Linked DNA regions of Homo sapiens: region 1 is linked to region 2. Evidence: chromatin loops called from intact Hi-C (ENCODE). Cell type or tissue: heart left ventricle. All regions are shown on one strand.

Region 1 (2,500 bases), 340 kb before region 2:
ATTAGTGTTGTGGGAAGTGTCAAAACCAGTTGAGGGTAACCGTACCTCGAGCCACACTCTCTTCCGTGGTCCTTAGCATTCCTGCAGAAGCCTCCATTTGTGTGTGCACACTTGTGTTTACACATGTTATATGTACGTCCATGTGCACTTTCATGTATGTGTATTACATGTGCACATGTTTCAGGGGTAAGAGCTGGGAGGGACCCTCATGTAAAAACGTGAAGAAGTGGTAGTGTTTCGGATCGCGTGTTCTAGATGGATTTCAGAAAAGGGGAAACATATATTTAAATATATAAAAAACATGTTAATATATCTGTACCTATATAGATATTTACCTGGCATATAGTGTTATAGACAATCATGTATTACTTCACAATGGGGTTATGTTCTGAGAAATATATCCTTAGGCAATTTCATCATTATGTGAACATCATAGAGTGTATTTACACAAACCTATGTCTGTGGTCTAGAGTATTGTTCCTAGGCTACAAATGCCCTATGGTCTAGCTTAGCCTAGGAGCAATACGCTCTATGATCAACACGCTCTATGATCAATATGCTCTATGATCAATACGTTCTATGATCAATACGCTTTATGGTCTAGCTTAGCCTATGATCAATACACTCTATGATCAATACACTCTATGGTCCAGTGTATTGCTCCCAGGCTACAAACCTGTGCAGCGAGTGACTGTCCTGAGTATTGCAGGCAATTGTAGCACTATACTAAGTGTTTGTGTATCTAAACATATCTGAACATAGAAAAAGTACAGCAAAAAATAAGGCATAAAAGATTTAAAAAATGGTACGCTTGTGTAGGACACTTACCATGAATGGAGCTCACAGGACTGGAAGTTGCTGTAGGTGAGTCAGTGAGTGGGTGGTGAGTGAATGCGAAGGCCTAGGACATTACTGTACACTTTTATACGATTGGCAGCACAGTAGGTTTGTTTACACCAGCATCACCACAGCCATGGGAGTAATGCGTTGCACCATGTCAACAGGCAATAGGAATTTTTCAGCGTCATTAAAATCTTATGGGACCGCAGTCACATACGTGTATATATGTTGACCAAAATGCCATTATGTGGTGCATGACTGTATATAACATTGATGGTCTTAAATACAGAAAATTACAGCACCTAGAATTTTTTCATATCTCAATTTCCCTTTTATTCAGATTTTTGAAGGACCTCACATACCTTGTGTGTGACTGGCTCAGCTAGGTGAGGGTGCTGGTGGAGCTGCGGGCAGGAAAGGTTATGAGAGCTCTGACACTTGCGGAGCTGCCTGCGTTTCAGGAAGTGCAGATGCCCTCTAGTGGCCAGAGTAAGATGTTCGCGAAGAAGAAAGGCTCTTTCAGGGCTGTTTGGAAACGAGCCAAGGAGCTATTCACGCTCTTCTTTGGAGACTGCAGTTTGTTCCTCGGATTATTACTTTAACTTCTTCTAATTCTGTGTCACTTTTTCTCTTTTGTACGAGTAGTTGCATGGAATCTGCAGAAGGAAAGCGAATGCAACAAAAATATGAAGATATGCTGTCATTGCTAGAAAAGTAAGCAACTTCTGGCATTGCGTGGGTCTGCAGATTGCACAGCCTCCATGCTGCCTTTTGCAGCTCCGAGTTTGTGCAGATTCCTCAGTGGCTCCGAAGTATCACTCTATGTTTTATGTTATAACCACGATATTTGTGAGTACAGTATTTCCGGGTTGCACACACACAGGGTATCTGGGGAATTCAGCTGTATTCTGGAAATAAATACTTTTCCAGTGTAGTTTTGCTGGGAGTGTGAACTAGAGCTAGGAGTGGGGTGCTACTCATGGAACTCCGAGACGGATGTCACGGAAAATTGCAACAGCTGCTTACTCAGCAGAAAGCAACAGTGCATGCTGCACAAAGAGGCAATAAGTTTTAAAAAGTACTTCCTGCATCATTTTATTGAGAAAGCATAAGAGTGAAAATTTTATATGACTTCAAAGTTGTAACTGCTTTAAAGCTGAATAAGTCTTTCCAGGGCTTAGGGTCTAGAAACAGCCATTGTCTTGATTTCTCCTTCTGCCATTTGTTCTTTCTCCTGGTTCAGGAGGGAAGAATGGTGGCCGTTGAGATTATAATTGTGATTATGCTTAGCATTGTTCCAGACAGATTAATTAACAGCACCTCTACCTGGCAAGTAACACACATTCCACCCCTTTTACCTCTAAAATAACTTCAAGTCCATCCACTCCTCTTTGTCTCCACCACCAGTGTCTTCACAAGAGACTGGAACTTCTCCAGGCTGAACTGCTGCAGTGGCTTCCTAACAGTCCTTGCTGCCTCCAGATCTGTTCCCCTCAGTACCCACATTGTTACCAAATCCAATAATGTCACCATAGCCACCACCAGCTGGGAGGCCTTGCGGTGGTTCTCACAGCCTCCTTAACATGACATGAAAAGTCTTCCTTGAGGTGGTTTTTGCCTCCTCGTCACCACCTCCAGCCTCTGCCATGCTCTGTAGTCC
Region 2 (2,500 bases):
GTAGATAATATATATTATTACCATCACATGCAGTCTCCCAGTCTCACCCCAAGGGTTTGCAGAGAGAATTAAGGGATTCTGCACACTTTCAGAAACCGCAAAGTGGATAGACATGAATAGCCAGGCTTCAGGGAATAGAAATGAGGAAAGGAACTACAAAGTCATCCTCCTACTGTACACAATATACTGTTTGGGGAAGGCACTCTCTGATATGATTTGGCTCTGTGTCCCCACCCAAATCTCATCTTGTAGCTCCCATAATTCCCATGTATTGTGAGAGGGACCTGGTGGGAGATAACTGAACCAAGTGGGCAGTTCTTTCCTGTGCTGTTCTCATCATAGTGAATAAGATAACATCCGATGGCTTTAAAAATGGGAGTTTGCCTGCACAAGCTCTCTCTTTGCCTGCCGCCATCCTTGAAAGATGTGACTTGCTCCTCCTTGCCTTCCACCATGATTGGGGGCCTCCCCAGCCATATGGAATTGTAAGTCCAATTAAACCTCTTTCTTTTGTAAACTGCCCATTCTCAGGTATGTCTTTATCAGCGGTGTGAAAACGGACTAATACACTCTCAGTCCTAAGTCAAGTCTGCCCCCTAGCACATCAAAGGGAAGTGGAAATGGCTCAAGGAGAAAAGAGATACCAAAAACTGTTCAATTAGCAGGTGCTAAGCCAAACACACAAACGAAAGAGGGTTTGGACTTTTTTGGGTGGGAAGGATAGGAAGCTGAAAAGCGACCTCAATATACTGAATTACACAGTCAACTATTAACTATAACCACATTTTTAATGTGAACTTTAATTTAAATTTTTTAATTTTTAAAGTATAAACAGCTAGCAGCTTATTCTGTTAATCTTCTGTGAATGCAGCTATTTTAACAACCTCCTGAAAATAATCACTTGAGCAAACATTGCTGAACACAGGAGTTCTCAGTCTTTGTGGTCAGAACACATGGACCTTGGCTTCAGTGCTAGCAGAGAAAAGGATGCACTTGCCAAGCACAGTAATATCTGCCTGGCTGCCTGGCTTGCTGACACAGGATCTATTCCATGAACACCAGAACAGTAACTACCAAGAAGAGTACAAGGCAGAAAAGGATACAGCCACCAAAACCCCCAAGGGTCAAAATCAGCTCACTCAAAAACCAGAAAAGTTGCTTCAGGAGCACTAACAGGGTACCTCCAGCTTAAAAACACAAATTTACTCAAGAAACTGCCAAGAAGCTGGGTACTTCGAATAAAACCTCCTACTGAAGAGGCAAGACGCCAATGGCAGCCAGCTTGCCTCTTTCTCATATTTAGAAGAGACGGAAAAACCTAACTTTCTATCCTGAAAGACAGACACATGGGATTTGATGGGAAAATTCTATTTTTGTGTGGAACTGGCACCATCTTGTGGGTTTATAAGATATTACAACTGACTTACACTTAGTTACACGCTGTTCCTTTCCTTTAAGTCTGAAAACAGGGGAAGGTGAGTAAATGCACTGCTGGAGTCTATGTGAGGTTCCAACCGAGTCATGGTTTCCACTAATGAAATAACTACTGTGTACTGATAGTAATACCGTATCATTATTCTGGCATTATTTATGAAGTTCCTCACTTATTTAAGAGATTAGAGGGAGTGATTAATTTAAAAATTCCTTTTACTTCCAAAGGATTCCATTAAATATCAAAGTCTTTCTGATGCAAATAATTGCTGTTAGTTTGGAGGGGATATTCAGATTGGGTAGGGACAACTTTTGTTCATTTGACTTAAATGGTTGCTAACTAGTTATCATCTGAAGGTAGGGAAATACAGACACACATATATATGTAAATACGGTTGTAAAAAACAAATTGGTGCTGATGAGCATTTTAAATCTTTTGACTTTAAGTTATCCAGAACAGGTGAGGATACTCTGTACCTACTACAGAAACAACAATAATCCTCCAAGCCTGGTTGACATATTCCACAGAACACCCAAATCTTTTTCACCAAGCAACATCTTGCTTAACAATTTGGTTTCTGGGCACCTTGAAAGCAGGCAGAAGGGTACCTTTGATTCACTAAAAAGATATTTCTCTCCCCTGCCACCTCCCCATCCACCTTCCCCCAGAGTAAACTATGAAATTGGTATTCTAGTTTTTATATATCTGAGCCTGGAGAGCTGAAGCTCAGACCCTGGTCTGAAACACAGCATTACCTACTGCCTTCTCTATTTTCATATTCACGCTACAGCAGATTGCAAGGCAAGTCCCAAGAGGAGTTCCTTCAACGTTTTAAATGATGTTTTAATTAAGATGTATAGGTTCGTGAAAAAAAAATTTTTTACAAAATACAACTTTTCAAAATTGTTAACTAAATATCAACATAAATCTGTCCCAGAGACTTTTATGTACAAGCAAAAATGAAGTATTAGGAATTGTTGAATTTACCTTCTGCCTGAAACAACTAAAAATGGGACAAAATGTATGAAACAATAGTTTTCAGACATTTCACATTACACAAGCAGAGCA

The links. Peaks named below come from ENCODE experiments on the same cell type or tissue, not always from the same donor. Only the 100,000 strongest peaks of a DNase experiment are listed, where the experiment ranks them.
Region 1: a loop joins it to region 2, with 2.9 times the contacts of the local background. A loop is called at or near these places in 6 of 110 quality-filtered maps.

What each region holds. Positions count from the first base shown.
Region 1 is chr17:11,643,146-11,645,645 of GRCh38, forward strand. It overlaps DNAH9 (dynein axonemal heavy chain 9), which reads left to right. Exons shown (of 69, transcript NM_001372.4): 11 at 1,486-1,554. Among named protein-coding and RNA genes, the nearest start is that of DNAH9, 46 kb to the left of the region's middle. In heart left ventricle, a CTCF peak has its summit at 1,331 (motif pointing left); no DNase peak of the experiment used is centred here; H3K4me3 peaks cover 276 bases; H3K27me3 peaks cover 356 bases.
Region 2 is chr17:11,985,765-11,988,264 of GRCh38, forward strand. The region is part of intron 4 of ZNF18 (zinc finger protein 18); the gene reads right to left. Among named protein-coding and RNA genes, the nearest start is that of ZNF18, 10 kb to the right of the region's middle. In heart left ventricle, a CTCF peak has its summit at 1,380 (motif pointing left); no DNase peak of the experiment used is centred here; H3K27ac peaks cover 286 bases.